Linked DNA regions of Mus musculus: regions 2 and 3 are each linked to region 1. A link is a loop called in an ENCODE intact Hi-C map of the cell type or tissue named here. Cell type or tissue: heart. All regions are shown on one strand. Region 1 has its middle 40 kb from the start of Klhl31. Region 2 has its middle 12 kb from the start of Gcm1. Region 3 has its middle 6.8 kb from the start of 5730403I07Rik.

Region 1 (8,000 bases):
TTGTCTATCATATATCAGGGACTGTGTATTTTCTAAAACTTTAAGAGCACATTATTATACTCAAACATGATTAGTGGTTATTTGAGTGAGTGCAGACAGAGTTACATAAAAACAACAGATGCAAGAACTCCGAGATAGACTCACTAATTGCAGAGGCTGGGGATTTGGAGAAAGAGGTCCAAAATACCCCAGAAGCAGGTGTTCTAGGCATTCCTGTGGCTTGCGTGGGCCTTGGAGGTATTTGATGTGGTAGACAGCAGCTTGCTTGAACGCAGGGCTGAATAAGGCAGTTGGCAAGAGGATTACTGGCTGTGGGGAGTTGCAGATTAGAGAATGAGGAAGAGATGATTCAAGCCCCATGTGGGGCCAACTCAGGCAATGTCAGTTTCTGGCTTTTCAGACCCTCTGCCTGCTCCGGCCTATAATTCAGGTTCTCTGCCACTCTCCCAGCTTACACTGCAGACAGTCTCCCTGAGTGAACCTCCAGCCTGCTCTTCTCCGGACTGCCTCTTTCCTACCTGGGAGCCCCTCCTCCCCACCTCAAGTGGCTTTTCTTGACGGGCTCTTTCTAGTTGTTTAGGACACCTTTTGATTCTTATGTCCTCATAAAGAAGATTCTCCCTCCCCTGTTTCCCCGCTCTGGCCCTCCTGCCCACAAAGTTACATTTCTCTGCACTTTTGTCAGGTTCTGCGTCTTTGTTATTTAAATATTCGCAGTTCCTTGTCTGCTGCTCAAATTGAGATCTATGACAAGGAACTGAATCCCAGCACTGTCCATGCTATAAGCATATATCGGATACTTGACAAATGAATGAATGAATGAATGAATGAATGAATGAATCTCCAAGGTGTCTTCAGTTTGTACCATTTTCTGCTTGATGATCTCATCGCTTAGTGGCATTGGTCCCTTTCCACCAAGATCTGTGAGTTAGTAGTACGTTAGCCAGGACAAATTCTCTTTAGTTTGTTAATTAGCTAATATGATCACTGTACCACGTAACCAAATTCTCTAACCTAGGTAAAAAAAATTATTTTAAGATTTTTGTCTTAAAGCCACACATAGAACATCCATTTCTAACAATATAGAATATGTTTCACATTATAGAATGACTAGAAATGGTGAATAAGTTATGCCAAACACTCCTTTAAGTTTAATATGCAAGTGCTATAAGAAATATTCCTGCAGGGGACTCTTGAATAACGCTGTTTTCTGTGGTCAAGAGATACTTGAAGAATCATCTACTGAGAGGGATGAAGCAGGCACTTGGCTTAGCTCATTTTGGCTTCCACTGGAGGAAAACATCTTCCACCATAATCCACAATCACGACTTTCCTGGGCATGGATGTCGGTTTATCTCCCAGAACTCAAAACTCTTAGTCTGAATAACTGACATATTAATGGATTAATGAACTCTTACCCTTGGGCTGTTTGGCAGAAGCAAATGTTAATCTTTTCTAAAGGAGCACAAACCTAATCCAGGGCTCACAGGAGCCTCACAGGCAGAGGCTTAGACACTGGTCTATAATCCAAGTCTCTGCAACATTCAAAACACACACACACACACACACACACACACACACACACACACACACACACACACACTAGCATGGCAGAATGTATGAATGTCTGGGAATTTCAGGTCAGTCAGGTATCTACTGAATAGTCTAAAATGACTAAGCACATAAAACAATAAAAATTAGGAAAAACAGAACTGCAGAAAATAGCCCAATACAATGCTGATAAATGAAATACGCATTTGTGGACACTCAACAGGTATATAAGGAAGAACAAAGTGAGTATTAGCTAACTAAAAGATTATTCAGGGACCAAGATGGAAAGGATGCCTGAGAGATGCCCCAGACAGATAATATAAGGGGATGTCGATATTTGAATATAATATGACTAAGCCCTGGCTATCCTGGAACTCACTTTGTAGACCAGGCTGGCCTCGAACTCAGAAATCTGCCTGCCTCTGCCTCCCGAGTGCTGGGATTAAAGGCGTATGCCACCACACCCGACTTGCTTTACAAGTTTTTTAAAAGCTTGACTTAACAGATTCAGAAAGTTAAAAAGTGCTAAATGGTATAAGTAAGATCAAATCTGTTTATCCATGGTGCATGGTGTGTGTGTGTGTGTCTGTGTGTGTGTGTGTCTGTGTGTGTGTGTGTCTGTGTAACACTATCCATTCATCTGTATTTCATCATGGACAAGAAGAGCCCAAGAGAACCCAACCCTACATGAAGCACTAAATAGCAATTACCAGACTGTGGTGGCTTAATAAGATGTCTCCATAGTTTCAAGCTTCTGAATACTTGGTCCCCAGTTTGTGACACTGGAGTAGGTTTAAGAGCTATGAACTTGCTGGAGGAAGTATATCACGGAGGGTGGGTTTTGAGGTTTCAAATGCTATGCATTCTCCCCCCTCCTCTTTCCCTCTCTCCCTGCCTCTCACTCTCCCCACTTTCTGACTGTCTCTGTCTCTCTCCCTTTCCCTGTCTGTCTCTCTTTGTCCCTGTCTCTGTCCCTCTGTCTCAGTCTCTCTGTCACTCTCTGTCTTTCTCTGTCTCTCTATCTCTGCCTCTCTCAGTTAACAAACCCCTTTTGGTTCTTTTCATAGGGCTCTGCAGCTCCACAGCTATACCAGGAAGGGAATTCACAACTCTTTTTAATCTCTGGTTGCCTGGAACAAGGCAGAAACCTGCAGTTCCCAAGCAGACTTCTTTTCCATATTAGCATTGGAGTTAAAGCCTTAACTCCACAAACAGAAGGCACAATGTGGAGCAAGAGGTCTCTCGTCCCGCCTATCCTGCTTCTAGCTCGCCAGGGCTCTTAATGCGTCTATTGTTACCTAGCACTGGAAATAGCGCTTTCTCTCTTAAGCCTCACTGCTATTTGTACTTGTTCTGTGCTTGTTCAAAATGCCTGGCTGGTTGCTTTTATCTGCGGAAACTTGCATAATTCCAGGGGCGGTGCTGTACACATTTATTGGGGGAGAAAAACATGTTCTCTCCCAGCTGTGTGCGAGGCAAACAGAATCCAGTAAACAGGCATACATTTTATCAGGCCAGCTTGGGAATATAGACTGTCATGATCACTTTCCCAAGCTACAGAAACAACAGTGAATCAACTGCTGGGTTAATTAGAACCCAGACTCGCAGCCCATCCTCAGCTCGGAGAATGAGCACTATTTTCCTTTGCCCTAATTGCGTGATAATCTTAAATATCATCATTTTGTAAAAGACCCTGTAACTACAAATTACGCTGCCAACCATATTATTGGGTCTCAAAATGTGACTGCAGTTTGAAGACAGTTGCAACTTGCAAAACAAACACAAAGAAAAATGTCGTCACCAAAGAACAGCACTGTTACCAGGCAATAGGACCACTCTACCTCTCTGTGGATGCGGTGCTCTTTGCTTTCCAGTCCCCTGCCCCCCCCCCATATATTTAAAAAGACATCAGTCGGAGGGTGGGTGGGTGGGTGGATGGGGGCCGGGGAATGGAATATGGAGTGTAAAAAATAAATTTAAAATAAAACTAAAATTAAAAAAAAAAAAAGACATCAGAATGTCTCTTTGTCTTATCAGCAGATTACAGGTGACAGGAGGTAAATTCCAAAAAGCTGCCGGGATGGGTAATCTTTGAGTTTGACAGTCTTTCCTGGCAACAGCATTCCAGTGTGTCGGCAGTATGGAGGAGCCAATCACGAAATAATTGTATAAGATGCAAATGTCACCACCATTCCAATCAGTATCAGTGAAACGCAGACGCTAAAAGAACTTTCTATAAGTAAGCCTGATTAAACTCGGGGACCATAGCAGGCTACTTTGCTGTTAGATCATTACTATAGAATTTTATTTGAGCATTTGCTCCGAGAGACTACAGTGTTGGAAACTACAGAGCCCCATTTTGCCCAGGTGTGCTAGCACCAGGGGTGGGAAATCTAGGACAGGAAAAGAACTCATGTCAAGTAGAATGTGGAACATTATTAGAAAATTTAACCCCATTAGAATGGCAACAAGCCTTTTCTCAAACACACAGCTTCTCATGTGTGTGTGCGTGTGTGAATATATATACCAAACTAAAGGTAAAATGACAGGGTAGGTTGAGAAACTCGCGATAATTCCCAGCTAGTCTTTACAGATGTTCTTCTAGGCTATCGCCACTAGGGGGCAGGGCAGGCTGCTTCAATTTCCTAGGACATTTTCCCCACTAGGGGCGCTGTAAGTTATGGCGAGAAGAAGCAGGTTAAGTCTGAACTGACCATGGGATTACAGGGGTTAGGATTCCCCCTCGGGAATCTTAGTCTTATTAGTAAAAGAACTCAAGCATGGATTTCAATGTAAGCTGGCATGGAAATCAGACACATGATGAAAAAGCAGCTACAAGGTAGGATGTGAGAGGTAGGTAGCATTAGAGAAAGAGAATGGACGCCCAACGTATCAGGAAATGCATAGGATAGGTGGGGGGGGGGGGAAGAGGAGGAGGAAGAGGAGGAGGAGGGAGGGAGGGAAGGAGGGAGGAAGAAATTGTCTAAGTTGTACCTCTCCCTCCAAAGCTCATGGTGGCTCCTAGGGACTGTACTGGGGGGTGGGGATCATAGAAAAGAAAATTACAGTATCCTGTTAAAGGAACAATAGCAAGCCTATCTCTTTAACGTGGCTTAAGGTGAGCTTACTTCCCTGGGGGTGGTCTCTTGTCCCAGGGTAACTGCCTGGCCCAACTAGAATGTTAGGTCTCCACCAGGCCAAAGATTCTGTTCTCTTGACCAGAAGGAGTTTTTCCGTAGTGGGCATTTGTACAGCTGCTCTAACATTTTGAACATAACAAAGCTCTTACCCTCTGGGAGTCACTCACTGCTGTTGGGAGCCCAGGGCTGGGTGAACAGCATAAAGAGTATGCAAACGTGTGTGCCTTTGACACTTTGTTTCTTAAGGCATTTCTTTCTACCCCTCACTTTCCAACGACTGCACAGAGCTAGTTCTGCACGTCCCTGGACATCCACATGGTCCCCAGCAGCTGCCTCGACCAGGGACGTCCTCATGTTCACTAGTGGTCACATGGGACATCAACATGGACTTGTTGGTATTGAACCCCAGACTCAGACACGGCCCTCAGTGGCAGCTTGAGGTGGGACCTCACTGTTGCCCCGGGTGCCAGGGCTGGCCACTTTCAACAGGCTACCCTGGAGTCTCGATGTCTATCTCTCTTTATAACGTTCAAGCTGCTCCACTTCTCTTTCTCTCCCATCTGACCACTACATTCCCATTCACTGTGGAGACTCCCACTGCAGGCTGGCCACGTAGCTGGCAGAGCCCGGGGCCTGGGGTGACATCTTCCATCCGTGCTACATGGTGTAGCAGTACCCAGCAATACCCAGTTAATGCTACTCAAATCTATCCTACCAGCAACTTCGGCTGAGTTCCTGCCCCAGTGTTCTGGGTTTCTGCATGAAAGACACATTTACACAGCCTTTATATTTGTATATGCCTTAAATAGCTCAATGGCTGGGCTACTTCCTAACCTCCACGTGGCTAAACTACCTCTATCCAATATTCCCAAGTTATTACTTTACTAAAACCTATATTCTATCTTGGCTATCCTAGACCCAGATATGCAGCCCTCTCGGGCTGCGTTACCCCAGCTCCTACAGTCCGCCATGCTGCTCTTTCTCTCTGGTGTGGTGTCTTGGTTCTCCTTCTCCTGGACTGGAAGATGCCTCCTTCTTCCTCCTAGGTCCCTTGCCTGGGGAATCCTAAAAGTCCAGCCTCAAAAACACCAAAAAACCAAAACAAAAACCAAAAAAACTTTAGCCAGGCAGTGGTGGCGCACGCCTTTAATCCCAGCACTTGGGAGGCAGAGGCAGATGGATTTCTGAGTTCCAGGCCAGCCTGGTCTACAGAGTGAGTTCCAGGACATCCAGGACTATACGGAGAAACCCTGTTTTGAAAACAACCAAAATAATAATAATAATAATAATAATAATAATAAATCTAGCCTCTGTCTCTCTGCCCAGAGCAGCTTTATTTACCAATCAAACCCAACTGGAGGTGGGGGGTCCCTCAGTTTTACATGTGGGACACACCACAAACAGGTTTGGGGGAAACCTAATTAGCATGAGAATACAAGCAACTATAACATGTAGTGGCAAGTCTAAGGCCTGCCTAGTGCTGATCTGTGGGTGGCACAGCAGTCCACAGACCTCTGTCTTCTTCCTCCCCGGCTGTGCTGCCTGAATTTGATTTGATTCATATGAGTTCTAGGCATAAAACAGCTTTAGCCATCAAGCTAGGCATCAAGCTAGGATAACCGTAGAACTGCTTTGGCCTTGGCTGATATAAGAACACCACAACTAACATGGTGTTTGATTGCCTTTGCCAGGAGGGCAAAGAGGGCTTTGGATTGCTGGATGACTTCAATCCTTTGATAACTGGACCATGACAGTCGGCCTCAGAAAGAGGAAATGGACAAATAAGGAAATAGACCTTGGGGGCTAGCTTTAGGAATGTAATCTAACAGTTTTTAGCAAGGCAGAGGGAATGAGGGAGAAGGGCAAGGTTTGCCAGAACCATATGTGTCATGCTCCAGCTAGCTAGAGTTCCTTCAAAATTGCTATAAGGCTAGGCAGCACAGCACCTTTACTGAAACATGGCTGGCTTCTCCATCTTCCTAATCTACCAATATGCTGGGACCTCGAAGCTAACACAGCAGTTCTTCATCCTAACTACATTTCTGATCACGTGGAGGGGGAGGTGCATCTAAGAAAGCAATTCTGGGCTTTTCCCCCAGAGTGGTTGGTGCCTGAGAACTCTCCAGATAATCTCCAGGATGTGTCTGACAGAAGCTGATGGGACTCTCCATTTTGAGATTTCACAGGAGACACAAAAACTCCAAACAAGGATACAGGCAACTACAGTTGATCCTAACATTTGTTAAATTGTTTTTTTTTAAATAATAATAATCTGCCTTCCACCTGTGTAACGTTTGCCTGTACCTTCTGCACCTGGGGTAGTTTGTAGATGACAGCTGTTGTTGCAAGGAAAATTATTTGAAAATAAAACTGAATACAATGTTGCAGAAATGTTTGTCTTGGGTAACCTTTAGGGCTTTATAAAGTATCCCCCTGCTGCCTCCCGAGAAAGTGCTTCACTACCCCCCTTCATTTTCCTCTCGGGATCTTCCAGTGCCTCTCTGGAGGAAGTCATAGTGGTGGTGATGACTATGGGTCTTGCTGCTGGTGCTAGCCGTGAAGGTGAACCCAGCCCCTCTTCTGTCCTGGCTTGGCTGTCCTCTAATGTGCCACTGCAGGCTCTGCTTCCAGTTACTACCTTCCTAGCTGCACCTAGGCCATCTTTGCTGACCAGCATTGTGTGCCTTGGGTACTTCCGCTCAAAGAAGGGTCTGAGATAGAATGGTGTCTGATTCTATTCTGGCTCGACAGCTAAGTAAATAAGAGCCCTACAGGCAGGAGTGGAGGAAGAGATGAGATGTACCCCTGACAGCTCCCGGGGCTGGTGGTACCAACCTCTCAGGCACCTGACCTGGTTCCAGTAAGGGAACAGAGTCAGATGGCTCACAATTTGGACAGTTCTAGCTTTCAGAAGCTACGGGTGTCAAGAAAAGTATCCAGCAAAGAAGAATGGCTTGGGATTTTCCCAGGACAAAAACAGACATTGAAGTAAAAGGTAACATTTTCTTTGAGTCATGCATCAGCTGTGACTAAGACAGCAGTCTTCCACAGAGATAAAGACAGTGCGCACTGGGGTTGTTGAAACAGTGATTTATAACATAGAGACCAGACATGGTCCCCTCTGGCTCAGGGACTTGCTTCCTAGGTCTCAAGGAACATTGATTCACGATGGTAGCTCTGTGAGAAAGGCAGACATAGGAAATGGTTTTCAGGAGAATTAACCCAAGACCCTAAGGGTGATGGAGCTCACAGATAGCATTTGCAGTACGGCTGTAGGACACTCCGTCTCTGTCAGTTCCAGGAAAGCCT
Region 2 (8,000 bases), 440 kb after region 1:
CTCATGAATCCATTCGCTCTTGAAGTGTTCAGGGGGGAGCGGGGAGGGGAACGGGGTCTGCTGTGTACCGGAGAGTGTTGTAGGTTTTAGGACCATCTCACTACCAGAGCAGAGGATGAGCGACAGAAGATCAGATCAGCAGAGGGGATAAGAGTGGAGGGAGGGGAGGAGGTGAATGACAGAGAGAACCTTCAGGGTCAGGTGGGAAATGCCATGGCTGCCATCTAAATGGTAGTCAGTCACGTGAACAGGCAGGAGAGAGGGGAAGGTGACTACTAGTTGTGTGGGCATCCATGAGAGGGCCATGCAGAGCAAGGGACCAGGCTGTGTTATTCCTCAGCTGAAGCCCGAGGTTAGAGCAGTGAGCAAGGTTGGGGGCAGTGGGAGGTGCAGCCTGAGAGATGGACAGAAGACTGTGGGTTCCAGACCCGCCACACAACGTGGAGACCTCTAGCCAGATGTGACTCCAACTACCTGGAAGTGTGGCTGGTCCAGACTGACGGCATTTGAAAAGGCTAAATAAATGCAAACAGAGAATGCGTTTTTATTTGTATGGGTTTCATGTGGCGACAAGAATGTTTGTGAGGTATGGGGTTAAAGCATATTCTTGCCTTTTCCCTCGTCGGCCATCTGAAGGTAAGATGGGTCACCAGCAGCTGGACCGGAGTCACCCAGGAAAGTCATGCCAGAGTTCTCACCCCTGATGCATCTACTCAAACTGTCACACTACCTGATCCAGAAATACAAGTTGAACATGTGGGGCCCATGTTCCCATCAGTGTGCAAAGGACACAGGTGTCACTATGTTGGACTAAGTGCACTCTTGAATTGAGTATTCCAGACCACCCAGTGAAGAGAGGCCATGCTAGTCCATGTACAATAAATAAATAAACAAACAAATAAATAAATAAAAACAAAAACTTTAAGACCTTAAAGTCATACTACTAAAACTCACTTCACTTACTTCTCTTTTCTTTTGAAACCCACGTGTTACTTGATCTCCATGTGTAAGTGTCTATGTATCAATGATCCACCGTGGTCTCTGGTTTCTCTTCACGGGGTAACTTGATGGTTAGTTCCTAGCACAGTGGTTCTGGAGACCTCTTCCTCCATCACTAAAGCCAGATTTCACCTATTTCTTCTGACTTTGTAATCACAGCTTCTAAGAAATGTAAGATATGGCAACAGGGGAGGGGAGGGGAGGTCACGTTATCTTTTTATTGGATGACCCTGAAACGATCTTGAATGGTTTTCTGAGAAATTAGGCTTCTTTTCTGGTGGAAGTGTAGGATAGAGTGCGTCCTGAGCAAACACGACTGCTCTGGCTTTTGTAAGATCACGCTGGATGCTGGATTGTAGGATCCGGGTGAAGTCCTCCAGGTGCACAGGTGCAGGGGCTGTTCTGCAGGTGGAGCTGACAAGATTTCTCCTGGGATTAGGTGTGACCAGGCTGCCCCTGACTGCAGCATGACGGTGGGCAAAGCAGTGGGTTAGGAGGTGTCGGTTCTAGCATCAGCTAAGCAAGGACGTGGAGATGTGAGTGGTGACATGTCAAGTCACAAAGTTCGGAGAAGAAGAAAGAAGTTTGAGCTCAAGAAATGAATCTGGGAATTGTGGCACCAACTGGTATTCAAGAGACAAAGGAACTCATCAGAGGACGGGGCTTACATTCAGAAAGAAGTGCGAGGACTGAGTCTTTAGTGGCGTTCATAAATGGGGAGAAAGGGGGAATCATAGAGCCAATCAGAGGAGGAGGAGGCAGATGATGGTCCCTGGGAGTCCACAAGGGAAGTCTGAGCCCTCTATACGTAAGGCCAGGACAATGCTGGACCATGCTGACAGCAGGCTTCATGGATGTGGCAATCCCAAGCAGGCTCTTTGAAATGGTCTGAGCAAAAACTCAACTGTAGGGATGAAACCAAGAGAATGACAAAAACTTTGCCATCAGCAGAGAATATGAAAATTCCCAGGAATGGCAAAAGAGGAAGAAAGGGATGGAACCAACAGAAAAGTTGGGGCCCACTAATAATAATAATAGAAGAAGGAGGAGGAGGAGGAAGAGGAGGAAGAGGAGGAGGAGAAAGAGAAAGAGAGGGAGAGGGAGAGGGAGAGGGAGAAGGAGAAGAAGAAGAAGAAGAAGAAGAAGAAGAAGAAGAAGAAGAAGAAGAAGAAGAAGAAGAAGAAGAAGAAGAAGAAGAAAGAAGGAGAAATTGTAGGTAGGTTTGTGTACTAGTGGGGATAACCCAGCAGAGATGAGACCATCCACATGGGGAAAAGATAGAAATTAGAGGAGTTATGTTCCCATGGTGATGAGGGGATTTTTTTTTTAAATCCAAGGCTTACAAAGGAGTGCCCTCTGGATCCATGACTGTTTACGTACTACAAGGGACAGGAAGGCTGGCCATGTAGGTGTGATGTGACAGTGTATTGGAGGAAGTGTATTGCCTGGTGGCTTCTTTTATTCAATGAGGTAGGACGTTAAGACTGCCCACAGGGTGATGGTTTGGAGATGTATTGGAGATGTGTGTTATTTAACTAGTAGTATCAGAATGACTGGGCTAGGAAGCTGGGCTGGTCCTTGTGGACATGGTTTTAAGGCGATGGCCCAAGGCTGTGGTGCATGTCCTGAGGCTAATATCAACTGGTAACCTGTCCTCTGTGCAAGCATGAGGACCTGAGTTCATCTCCTTGGAGATGCAGCTCCGGTAGAGTTGAGTGGACACGGCGAGTCCTACAGTTCGCTGCCCCCCAGCCTAGCTAGCTGGTTAGCTCTGGGTTCAGTGAGTGAGGCTGTCTTGACCCACTGAGATGGCTCAGCACCGTTTGAAGACCCTTGCAGTCAAACCTGGACTCCATCCTTGCTATATAGTAGGGGAGAACTAACGCGGACAAGTTATCCTCTGTCTTCATCATGCTCTGTGACAGGCTCCACCCCTACTCCCCGAGAGAGGAGAGAGAGAGAGAGAGAGAGAGAGAGAGAGAGAGAGAGAGAGAGAGAGAGAGAGAGAGAGAGATCTTAATGCTAATGCTTGGCTCAAACACTTGCTTCCTGCCTTTTCTCATTCCAGAGGAACTATTTGTAGGCAGAGTTGCTAAGGAACTGCTGCACCAGAGAAAACCCAGCCTGCTCTTCCACGTCCCCGATGGCCACAGGAGGAATTGCAGATTAGGCACCACACAAAACGCGGGCGCCACCGTGTGGTCAGTGACTGCAGCAGCAGACGACGACTTCTCATACCCATGACTGGGTTTTTAAGACCCTGGGTCGCAACTAGTAGAAACCCGGATCAGGCCAAGTCTTCCTTTCTCTGTCCCTGTCCCATCCCCCCCCACCCTTCTCTCCAGTAACTCTCCCTTTTCACACCTTCCACTCTCCTTCCCTGCTGGGGGTGACCCTCTCAAGAGAAGGTATCACTATAGCAGACAGCTCAGTATCAAAAACCCTCAAGAGCCAAGGAAATAAAAACATTTGTCAAATAATCGCTTGGCCACCCTTGCTTCTTTCTAGGGCCACAGTATATTCAGAAAGCTGGAAGTACCAAGACACAGACACAGCCATCCCAAGGATAGGATGATAGAAATGGCTGAGGTCCCCAAGTCTCATTAACTAGACACAGTTAATTCGTTAATTTCAGTGTGTTTCCATCCCAGTCTTTCCTATGGCCTCAAATTCCAAACATTTTCACATCTAAAGCTTGTTTATTTCCCAAAGAGAAAACGTGGGCTGGGGACGGGATCTTTACTTGATCCGCAAACACAGGAGTAAAACCCAGTCGCTTAGCCTTCCATGGTGTCTTTGTCTCATCCAAAGCTGACCTTCCTGGCATTCAGTATGCCCACCACCAAGTCTGAGCCAGCAGGCTTCCCTTCCTTCCATGTCTGCTTCGGTCCAGGCTGTAACAATCTCCTTAGCCAAGTTGTTTCTTGGATGTCTGCTTTGTCTTTCTGCACTCGAATTTCTTCTATCCAGGTCTCCTCCGCACCCTCCTGCCACACCTAGCACTGCTTTTAACGCCTCTGAGGTTGCCTAGCAGTGTTTGGGGTAGGGAAGCGAGTCTGCACAGACAGACCATCCACAGGTTCTTAAATGTGTTTATTATTTTATCTGTATGAGTGTTTTGTCTACATGCATGTATATGTATTCTCTCTCTCTCTCTCTCTCTCTCTCTCTCTCTCTCTCTCTCTCTCTGTGTGTGTGTGTGTGTGTGTGTGTGTGTGTGTGTGTGTGTGTGGTGCCTGAGGAGGCCAGAAGTGAGCATTAGATCTCCTAGGACTGGAATTACGGAAAGATGTGAGCTGCTATGTGGGGGCTGGGGACAAAACCTGGGTCCTCTAGAAGAGCAGCAAAGTCAGGAGTTCAAGGCAAGGCTAGCTTTGACTACATAGGGGGTTCAGTGGCAGTATGGGCTATGTGAGATTCAGTGTTGAAAGACGGGGGCAGGGAGAAATAGAAAAGAGAGGAAAAAGGAAGCGATTTAAAACATCTGGCTGGTGGGAACTGGAAAGATGGGGCAGAGTTCCAAGTAATGGCTGCTCTTCTAGAGGACCCAGCATCATTGTAGTGAGGTGACTTCGCTGCTTAATCACAGCTCCCGAGATGTCGGGGACAGAGATGGAGAGGCCGTCAAAGGCCTGATGTCCCACATTGCCTGAGGTCCTACACAGCTGTGTCTGTGCAACTGCACAGGAGGCTGGGGATTTAGCTTAGTGGTAGCCAAAGGGCCTGATTTCAGTCCCCAAAGTATATAAGTAAATAAATATTTGCATTTTCTTTCTTTTAAGACTGTTGTGGATCAGATAAAACATTTTTGAATTGTACATTATTCTAAATGCCACCCCCATCTCTCTCTCTCTCTCTCTCTCTCTCTCTCTCTCTCTCTCTCTCTCTCTCTCTCTCTCTCTCTCGTACAGAATCTCATGCAGCCTACTCTGCCCTGAGAAGCGGGCTTGCCTTGCAATGTAGGGTGGGGTGGGCTGGACTGGTATTAAATGGAATGTGACGTTAAAAGGAGTGACGTCCCTGATATTATGAAACGAACAGTTTAGTAACACCTCTGGAAAGAAAAGAGCACAAAGACAAAAATGTGCCCCTCTTCTGCAACAGGAATTTTCTCACATTTGACAGCACTCAGCTCATCATTTCTTTGACCCCTGTGTACTGCCCCCTCTGCTTTGTAGGTCGTATACTAGCTTGCAAAGACAGCAGTATTCAAGGGTTGGTCATGTATCTGGGAATGTAGCTTGGTGGTCAAACAAATGTTTAATATGGAAACTCCCTGGGTCCACTCTTGGCACCACCTCCCCTTGAAGAGCAAATCTGCATATGAAGGATGCAGGGGAGACAACTCCTATCTCCATCAATGGACCGGTGGATCAGCCAGATGAGGCCTGTGTGTACAGTGGACATCCTCTAAGACAGGAAGTCCTACACTATGGGTGAGACTGGACAGCATTATGACCAGGGATATCAACAAGCCACAGAGGGACACGTGTTGTTCAATTCTATTACACCAAACACCCAGAAGAGTCAAATCTGTGAATCAGGAACCAAAACGGTGGTTGATGGAGCTGTGGGATGCTGTAGCTTTACAAGGGTCTGGGGGTGGGATAGTGGTGGTGACAGTCATACATCAGTGACAATGCTGATTGATGCTGAGCAGTACATTTAAGGTGGCTCTAAGGAGATATTTTGTGAATAGGTATATATTTCTAAAAGATTTTCAAAATCCTCTGTGTCTGTGTGGACAGACAGACAGACAGAGACAGAGAGCAGTTATATGCTCCTTCACACATGGAGGCCAGAAAGAGAGCATCAGATCCCTCCAAGTTGGAGTTACAGACATATGCAAGATGCCCAGCTTGTTATGTGGGTGCCGGGATCAGAACTCTGGTCCTCATGCTTTAGCTGCAAGCACTTTTGACTGTGAAGCATGTCAGAAGCCCCTACATAAAAAAAAACAAAAAACAAAAAACAAACAAACAAAAAAACCCAACACTTTTATTTTATTTTATTTTTGAGACAAGGTCTCACTCTGTAACCTAGACTGGCCTGAAACTCTTGACAACCCTCTTGCCACCATATCTGCTATATTGTATGTATTTTCCCACTGTGTGTGTGTATGAGAAAGGGGTAGGGGGTAACTAAGCCAGCTGTAGTGCAGACCTGAGATCCCAGCACTTGAGAAACAGTAGCAGAAGAAAAATCAGGAGAAGAGTTTGAGGTCAACTCCAGCTACAGGAGACCTCTCTCTCTCTCAAAACAAAACCAACAACAACAAAACAACCCAAAAAAACTAAAATACACACACATGAAGTAAATAAGTAAATAAGTAAACAAGCAGTTTGCTCAGAAAGTTCTTGCTTTCACAGAGTTTTCCATATAGGTTTTATGTCAGTAAGTGGTCAATACCCTTGTGGATTTCCCTGGATCCATGTGTTCTGACAAAACCGAAGCGGTTAGAAGACAGATGGCTACAATAGCTTTCAATAAAAACTAGGCTCGTGTTCTTAAAAGGAAAGTCCAGGTGAGGATGCAGCTGGAAAGAGCCTTGTCCTAACAGGCTCCAGGTCCCGGTCCGCGGCGTCCCCAACATAAAAACAAAACAGAGTCAGGAGAAGAGCCTTCTGGGTTCAGTCACGTGCCTGGCCTTTTGGATGCCAGGGGGTTTGTTAGATGAAAGCATCCCACTAGCCAACATCTTGGGCAATCATTGGGCTCACTTCGTGCCTCAGGTAGTTCAAATAGCATCCATCGTCTCATCCATTTGCTGCAGATGAGGCCATCCTGGCGCCCCAAGCCCTAGAATGAAAAGCTTTTGTCAGTAAGTGGGATGTGCCCTGCCTCCGAGGGCTGCGCTTTACATCATGCGTCGTTCCATGGATTTCTCTGGGTCTCCATCTTTCTACCACATTCTAGAGGCAGAAGGTTAGCTATCGTAATCACTGGCTAGAAACTCCTTTGAGCGTTCTAGGCAGCTGTTTACCTGGATAAAGGCACATGATGAAAGGTTCTGCGGCGGCTGTGCGGTTATCTGCATGGTCTAAACAGGCATCTGAGTGTGTGATCTTTCAGGCTGGCCCCTTAGGGGCTCCGGTCCTTCTGTCAGAAACGTGCCGACCTCCAAGGGTTTTTGTGAGGGTTCAAGTGGGGACTTGCCTGTGAGTGGTACGACGGACGTTTCTATAGCACAAAGTGGCGACGCTGCCCCGGTTTTCTTTAGCGAACGGTTCTTTTGCCCTTGTAGGAGGAGATGTTTTAAGATCGGAGCTGTTTTCATGATACAACAAGATGTTGTTTACCTTTTTTTCACTGCAAGTCTTGTGAGGGCAGGGGAGCCTCCAGAGACTATGAGACATGAAAATCGTAGCATGCTGGAAGCAAAGACCCATGTGAGACATCAGATCGCCTTCTGATGGGTCAGTTATTGAAGTCATTTGTGAAGATGTTCAAAAATATTACTCTTCGGGATGGACCTAGGCTCCCCCCGCCCCCCACATTGTAGCTGATGTGCAGCTTGGTCTTCATGTGGGTCCCCTAACAATTGGAGCAGGGCTGTCTCTGACTCAGTTGCCTACCGCTGGATCCCCTATCCCTACCTGGACTGCCTGGTTGAGCCTCAGTGCGAGAGGATGATGCCCTTAGACCTACTGCGACTGAATGTTCCAGGGTTGGGGTACCCAAGTGGGGCCTCCCGTTCTTTGAGGAGAAGGGTAGTGGGTCATGGGAGAAAGGATGTGTAAGGGTGGGATTGGGAGGAGGGGGTACGAAAACAGGAAATAAAGTGAAAGGATATGGTTGTGTCTCCCTCACACACCTCATGAGAATTTTTGTCAAATGTAGTTGAGTTGCAGTGTTAATTTAGATTACAATTTTTTTTTAAAAAAATGTTCACTTTGGGTGAACATAGTCATGTTCACACCTTTAATTTTAGCTCTTGGGGGGCAGAGGAGATCTATGTCCTGAGTTTGAGTCTAGCCTGGTCTACATAGGAAATTCTAAGC
Region 3 (8,000 bases), 190 kb before region 1:
ACTGCTAGATCCTTGGACTTCCATTCACAGCTGCGACTGAACAATTGTTGGGAATTGGGCTGCCGACTGTAAGTCATCAATAAATTCCTTTACTATCTAGAGACTATCCATAAGTTCTGTGACTCTAGAGAACCCTGACTAATACACTACCCAAAAAAAAAAAAAAGATGAACAATAACTAGGGATTCCTCAAACAGTTCCATATTTAGGTATTTCCCAATTTAAACCAATCCTACAACTTAGCATTTGTCTTAGTTAGGGTTTTACTGCTGTGAAGAGGCATCATGTCCAAGGAAACTCTTTATAAAGGGCAACATTTAGTTGGGACTGGCTTATGGGTTCAGAGGTTCAGTCCAATCAAGGTGGGAGCATGGCAGCAGCTAGGCAGGCATGGTGTGGGAGGAACTGAGAGTTCTATATCTCCATCTGAAGACCGATAGAAGACTAGCCACCATGTGGTTAGGAGGAGGGTCTCATTGCACACCTCCACAGTGACACTCTTCCTCCAACAAGGCCACACCTACTCCAACAAACCCATGCCTCCTAATAGTGCCACCCCCTGCGCCAAGCTTTTTCAAACCACTACAGCATTGCACTGTGACTTGGGAAATATGATTCGCTAAGGGGGATCCACATGAATTACAGCAGGAAGGTTTCTGAAGCAGATGTGAGTCAGACTCTGCCTCTCAGCTCTCCAAAAGGAAGACAGCAATGGCCAATACCTTCTGGTAAGATGTCAGTCATTCAAAAAGATTTGGGTCAACAGATTCATAACCCTTTAGTTCCACCACTGATTACTATATGTAATGGTTAATCCTGATAATCAATGTAATTGGATTTGTCAAGACATCAGTGAGGCACACTGGAGGGATGTCCGTGATGACACTTCAGGAGACAGTTAGGCCTTGAGGGCTATGATATAAAAAGAGGATTAATTCCTTGGTAGGCTCATGGAATGATGGCATTATTGGATAGTGATGAAAGGTAGGGGGTGGAGTCTTGTCAGAGAAAGTAGGCCAGTGGGGCCTAAGTCCTTAGTGCTGTATTTTGCCTGGCTTCTCACAATTCTCCTTTTGCTTCCCAGCTGGCAAGATGTCAGCTACCCTACTCTGTCACACCCTCCACCATGAGGGGACTGATGCCTCTGGAACCAGAAAGCCAACAAATCCTCCCTCTCTTAGACTGCTTCTGTCACGTGTTCTAGTCCCACTGATGGTCAAGTAGCTGACAGCCTACCTCAGTTGTGACCAGGCGAGACAGACTGTATGGAGGAACATGATGTCTCTGCATGGATGGGTAGATAGAAGAGGAGGAACATGGAAGAGTGTTTGTCTTGTAGTACATACATGGTAGAATCATCTTAATTAAGCAATATCAATAAATATGGAAGTCACATTCTAACAAAACGGTGCTAACAAGAAATAATGAGAAAAAATATCCAGACTAAGAATACAGGTTTTAGGATGTAGCAGCAAAACCAGACACAAGACAGAGAAATGAGAGGCCCTCCCCTGTGGCAGTTGCTATGGAAAGACTTCCCTCTTCCCCGGGGAGACAAGGTGCCACCTGAGATTCTGTGAGAGTAATTTTAGTAAATGACTACAGTAAACAGGATATCTTAGTTATGTTTCTATTGCTGTTGTTATACAACACCCTGACCACAGCAACTTATAAAAGAAAGTATTTAACTGGGATTATAGCTCCAGAAGGCTGGAGGCCATGAAGTGAGGCAAAGGCTTTAGAAACAGCTGAGAGCTCAGACCTTGAACGGCAAGCAGGGGGGCAGAGCGCACCCTGAAGTACATTGAGAATGGTAGGAGTCTTTCAACACCTCAAAACCCACCCCCCAAGTGGCATGATTCCTTCAGCAAGACCACATCCCCGAATCTCTGTGAACAACCAAGAATGAGGAACCAGGTATCCAAATATGCAAAACATATGGGGGATTATCTCATTCAAACTACCACACAGGACAACGGCACACAGGGCGAATCCAGTGTATTAAACAAAAATGAGCTTTCATAAGAATACGATGTTGATGGCTTTTTAAAAGGCATTTTATCTTTAAAGAATATTTGGTGGATACAAGGCCTCTAAGTTGGGGCACTCCAGGATCAAAGTACTTTTCCTGTTTTTAACAAATCTGTGTGAGTTCCTATCAATCATTGTTGGGAGGTTGTGTGAGTTCCTATCAATCATTGTTGGGAGGTTGTGTGAGTTCCTATCATTGTTGGGAGGTTGGCCATGGCTTAGTGAGCCCACAAAGATAAGAACAGTGTATGCAGTGTGTCGGTCCAGGTATGGCAAAGGAATCTTTTGTATTTCAGAGAAGTAGACTTTTCCACTTGTGTATTTTTATACAGTTTCACATTGATGGGAATGAGCAACAATCAGGAAGTATTGGCTGTTTAGCAATGGCCTCAATTTCATCACAGAAGTCACCATATGTGGGCTGTAAGGTTGGTCTTGGCAAAATAAAACAGTTGGTGGAGAAAGTGCTTCTGATAAAACTCTATGTAGGTTTGCTCGGAGTGGAGGCTGCCCAGCACTGACTTTACCGATGCAGAAAATGCTGGTCCACAGACGGCAGGCTTTTTCTATTGCACATTATCACTGTTTTCTGTGCTAGAACAGTGCTTGTCACATAAAGCAAACACTGGCTAAAGGAACCAATGCTTTCTGTGACTGTCTTACAAAGCTCCTGGATCCAGACTTCTGAAAGTTTGAGCCTTCTTTCTTTCCTTCTTTCAATCTTTGAATCTTTCTTTCTTCCTCCTTCCCTCCCTCCCTCCCTCCCTCCCTCCCTCCCTCCCTCCCTCTCTCTCTCTCTCTCTCTCTCTCTCTCTCTCTCTCTCTCTCTCTCTCTCTCTCTCTCTCTTTCTTTCTTTCTTTCTTTCTCTCTCTCTCTTTCTTCCTTCCTCTCTTCCTCTCTCTCTCCCCTCCACCCTCCCTCCCTCCCTCCCTTCCTCTTTCTTTCTCTCTTTCTTTCTTTCTTTCATCCGTTATTTCCTTGACAGCTTTTAAATGTTGGTGGAACTTGAAAGACTGTTACTAAACATCTGGATAGGTCTTCCCTCAAAGCAAGGTCATCTTAGCCTACTGCCAATCACATCGTTTGGGGCTCCTAAAATCCAAGAGAGTTCTTCTTCCCAAAATGTGCTGGCTAATCACCAGTGTCTTCAGAATGTCTGGCAAGAAGTTAGACTGGCACAAGAGTGAGACCACACCCAGTGCTGACCCCCAAGAGAAACGTGCACTGTGAGTGATGCACCCGACCCCAGGGAAAACGGGACTGATAGTCTATTTAGCCGTTGTCTTTCCTCCAGTGAACAGGGAGGGATGCGACAGTCTGTCCTTCAAAGCTGTTAAAAATCAGCTCACAAGAAAATGGGTTTCAGTCTCTAATTCACATCAAGCCGCAGCATGGAAGCTAAGGTACTCACTAAGCCAAGCATTTCAAGTTCAGAATCTCAATGATGTCTCACAGACAAAATTGTTTAAAAAAAAAAAATACTGCACAGTAAAAGCTCAGCATGCCAGAAGAAATAAGCATCTTGAGTTAAAATCAGTAAAGTGAATCGGGCAGAACAGCGGGAGCCTGCAGTCCCCGCATTTGGAGCCTGAAGCCAGGTGGACCACCAGGAGCTCCAGGTTAGCCCAGGCTGCATGGCAGAAACAAAGACCAATAGTGAGAAGTCTCGGGAGACCCACAAACACTGAGACAACTGGGATCCCGATAAAATGCAAACCAAACATTTTAGCATTTCAAAGGAATAAGTAGAAGGCTTTCAAAGTTCATACGCACTTCAGCAAAGGGAACAGAAGTTGCTTCTAGGGATGACGCTTTGTGTAGGCTAGTGGTGGGTTAGGTATGCCTGAGGAGAGAATTGGTGAGGTAGAATTTAAGGCCCCAAAATATCTTTCAAATGACACTGCAGAAAATAGAATTCATGAATAAATGTGAGAAAAAGGTAAGAGGACACAGAGAACAACCCAGAAGAGAAACGCTGAGAGACTGGGGAGAGTCAGCACTGAGGGGGCATTCCAGAGAAAGGTCTCAGGCTGGCGATCGACTGCAATCCTCAGATCGCAAAGCCACAGCAGGAAGGATCAGTTGAACTGGCAGGTATATGATAGTCAAAATACCCAAGTAGGAAAAAAGAGTCTTAAAAACTGTGATAGAGCCGGGTGGTAGTGGTGCACGCCTTTAATCCCAGTACTCGGGAGGCAGAGGCAGGCGGATTTCTGAGTTTGAGGCCAGCCTGTTCTACAGAGTAAGTTCCAGACAGCCAGGGCTACACAGAAAAACCCTATCTCGAAAACAAATAAACAAACAAACAAAACCCCAGTGTGATAAAGAAAAGGCAACATCTCCAACAATTTACAGCTCCACTAAGAATTAAGTTCTTACAGGATAATGTAACCCAGACTTGACAAGACACTTTACGAATATTGAAAGAAATATCTGTCGGTCTACAATTATACAGAGTGGACAGAGTTGGTACAAAGAAGGTGTAATTGGCATTGAAGTACTGAGCCCCACCCCCCTGCTCAGGCATGTACCACAACCATGCAAGTGCCCCTTTCCTGGGATGCTCCCTCATCTAGAAGCTGAGTGCCAGAATGAGACACAGCAGTGAGTCCCAGGACCATCATAATCTCTGTGTCCTCATATTCCTTAGTCCATCCATCTACCAAGCATTCCTCTGCAGCTCCTACTTGTCTCTTTCTCTAACCAAAGCCTTCACCGCAGTGAGGAGATGGCAGGCTTTCTATAGTTATGAGGTAAGAGGAATTGTGCCTTTGCTTCCCCGGGCTAGGATGGAGCACCCTGATTGTCAGTCCCTTTAAGAGATGCCTTTCAGAGGCCACTGGGGGTCGCTGTAGCCTCTGCGTATTTCACTTGATGTTACTAGAGGGCAGAGACCAGCAAGGCAATGGTGGCCAGCTGGGTCGGGTCACCCTCCTTACAAACTCCCACGCTAGGAATATCTAATGATGTACACTCTGCCTATAAACTAAATCAGTATTTACAGTCTTCCCATAAAGAAAGGCGAGATCCAGATAGCTTAGAAGCAAGCTCTCCTGTGTACTTAAGGGCGAGATAATTCCACACCTATGCCACTTCAAAAAAGAAACCAGGAAGTACGCCCCCATTCGTTTTATGAGCTGGCTATGGCTGGAATGCCCAGACTAGACATGAATACTATAAGCAAGCTAATTTCCCGCCACGTACGAACATGAGAACAAGAGCCCTCGATGAGTTATCAGTGACATGAATGAAGAGAAGGACAGAAATGACAATGTGGTTGGACTGAATTTGTTCAGAGGAGCGCAGAAGGTCCAGTGTCACAAGTAAAGTTGGACATGCTGGTGGTAATGTGATGTTCCAGTAATCATAGATTCTGGCAGGGTCATCTCAACAGATGCAGAAGAAACGCCACGAAAATTCAGTAACCTTCACAGAAAGAAACCCAATGATATGATGAAGTTAATCCTTGCCTTGCTTACGGTGAAAATGAAAGAATTCATTTTAAAGTCTGGAGCCAAAGGTGCTTTCCCCCAAATACATATACACATATGCACATACATACATACTACACATACCACACAACACACACACACATACCACACACACATTACATATATATCACACACACCACATACACACCATTCTCTCTCTCTCTCTCTCTCCAAGATTTTTGATCAATTATATTAAAATACCTGGCAAGGCAAGGTAAAAGAAAAGAATACAGCATTAAGACTAGAAAGAAAAACCTTTATTGTTCACCAATGATACAAAGATCTACACAGGAACAAAATAGTTACATGCAGGAAGCTTTTTGTACAGTAAAGCAGGCTTCGTAATTTATATGAAAGAGAAAACAGTCTGTTGGCCAAAGTTAGACCAAAGCAGGACTAAAGAATTTTTGCATGTATATATACATCTATGTTTATATGATGTGACAGGCAGGCAGCAGGACACAGAGCCAAACCATCAGCACCACTGGCTCACGTAGCTGTCAGGACTGAAAGTCAGGAGCTCAAGAAGACTGTGTGGAAACAGACCAAAGCTGCCATCTACAGTGTCAAAACGCCTGGGAAAACCTGTCCTGCCTTTGATGCCTTCCAGCAGCTCTGACCAGGCTCACCCATGCCATCCATGATAATCCTCTTACTTATGGCCAGCCCATCGGGACTCTCCTTACATATGCAAAGTTCTTTCGTGGCAGCACCTAGATTAAGGTTTGCACAACTGTGTCTGCAGCCTAGACAAGTTAGCAGATCAAAGCAGCTCTTGAAGATGGACAGGACCTACCCCCACCCAAACAGCCAGGCATTCGGCTAAGTACCAAAGCTTGTGATAGCCTACTGTGTGAACAACATGGGTAGTAGGGAGTCAGCGTGAGATCAAGTGCCAAGTTTACATGTAAACTGAAACCTGTAAAATGTGAATCCCTACTCCTTGTAAACACATGCACACACACACACACACACACACTCCCACATAATGTGAGAAAATAGAGAGGCTTAACAAAACACTTTGCCTTCCAATTTGTAGCATTGGCTTTTGTAGCATTGTGTGAGTGCTGTTAAGGGACAACAGTACTTTCTGAAAAGATGCCTAATTGATGAACTACATCTGGCCTCTGAGGATAATTACTGAATCACAGATGTCTGGGCAGAAGCGTGCTTCGTGCCATGGAACCTGCAGTGAGACATTCCCCTTGTCTTCTCCTGGAAGCGATGGTATACATTTAATAACTTCTGAGCCTGTGTCGCATGCTGCCCCTAGAAAGCTGAGCATGGCGACGTAGGCCTGAAAATTGCATTGCCTGGGAGACAGATGTAAGATGATTACTGTAAGTTCAAGGCTACCCTGGTCTACATGGCAAGTTGCAGGACACCGAGGACACCCGAGAACCCCTATGACCCTGCAAGTGCTTGGTTAGTATGCTGGCATGCTCCCACAAGTCCACTAATGAAACCTGGTCCTGCTGGGTGGGTGCTGCGCCTCTTGTCCTGACTCTTGGCACTGATGTGGTCGGTCTATTCAGGAGAAAGTGTCTAAGTCCTCAAGTTTTGGAGGTATTACACACATATAGCCAGTCTCTCTCTCTCTCTCTCTCTCTCTCTCTCTCTCTCTCTCTCTCTCTCTCTCTCTCTCTCTCTCTCTCTCTGTCTCTCCATGTACTGAGAGAGTGAAGTACCGTGGGTAATTTGGAAGGGAATCTAGGAGTTTCTGCCTGTGACTTCAACGTAGGGGAGATCTCTTAATGCAAGCCACGAGGAATACATCAACTGTGTTGCATTTTCTAAAATCTCCCTTATGCTTCATTTATCAAAGCCTGGTAGACCACAATGCACACACCAAGAGACAACATTTTCAATACACCAAGTACTATACATAGCAATACCCATGATACAATAAGGATAGACAAGTTCTATGAAGTATCCAAAAGATACATATAGGAACTGAAGGGGGGTAGAGTGACTATAATTTTTAACAGAGACAATAATAAAGTCAGAAGATTGTTATGCATGTACTATGAAACATTTACATATATGCATATTATATTATATATTAATACAAAATGTAAAGTTGGATATAACAATAGCAGTCAAAGATATAAGTCATAGGGACTATTACATACTATAAGCATGATTATAAATTGAAATAATTACTTTGAAAGGATAAATTTGGTGTCCCTCATGAATCAGGCATTCACAAGTCTCCTGCTACATCATACCCTTAGTCCAGAGATGAAGTGTAAAGAGAAACACTTGCTGACACTCTACAGAAGGACGACCCCAACAGCAGGATTCATACTGTTTGAAAAGTGAGGCAACTTGATGTCAATCAAGAGTATGATGAACAGAACCATATTCATACATTCACACGGTGGGGAAGAGGAAGGCCAGCTACACAAATCTGCATGATAAATCTTCAACATGTCCTATGTGTGAAAGAACAAGATCCAAAACAACACAGATAATAG

What was found. A loop is a pair of places that touch in the nucleus more often than their neighbours do. Peaks named below come from ENCODE experiments on the same cell type or tissue, not always from the same donor. Only the 100,000 strongest peaks of a DNase experiment are listed, where the experiment ranks them.
Region 2: it touches region 1 in a loop (3-fold over the local background); 15 of 42 quality-filtered maps call a loop at or near these places.
Region 3: it touches region 1 in a loop (2.6-fold over the local background); 11 of 42 quality-filtered maps call a loop at or near these places.

What each region holds. Positions count from the first base shown.
Region 1 is chr9:77,592,365-77,600,364 of GRCm38, forward strand. No RefSeq gene overlaps it. Among named protein-coding and RNA genes, the nearest start is that of Klhl31, 40 kb to the right of the region's middle. In heart, no CTCF peak of the experiment used is centred here; a DNase peak (open chromatin) is centred at 4,217; H3K27ac peaks cover 374 bases.
Region 2 is chr9:78,036,093-78,044,092 of GRCm38, forward strand. No RefSeq gene overlaps it. Among named protein-coding and RNA genes, the nearest start is that of Gcm1, 12 kb to the right of the region's middle. In heart, a CTCF peak has its summit at 3,200 (motif pointing left); a DNase peak (open chromatin) is centred at 3,149; H3K27ac peaks cover 406 bases.
Region 3 is chr9:77,402,227-77,410,226 of GRCm38, forward strand. No RefSeq gene overlaps it. Among named protein-coding and RNA genes, the nearest start is that of 5730403I07Rik, 6.8 kb to the left of the region's middle. In heart, a CTCF peak has its summit at 4,866 (motif pointing right); no DNase peak of the experiment used is centred here.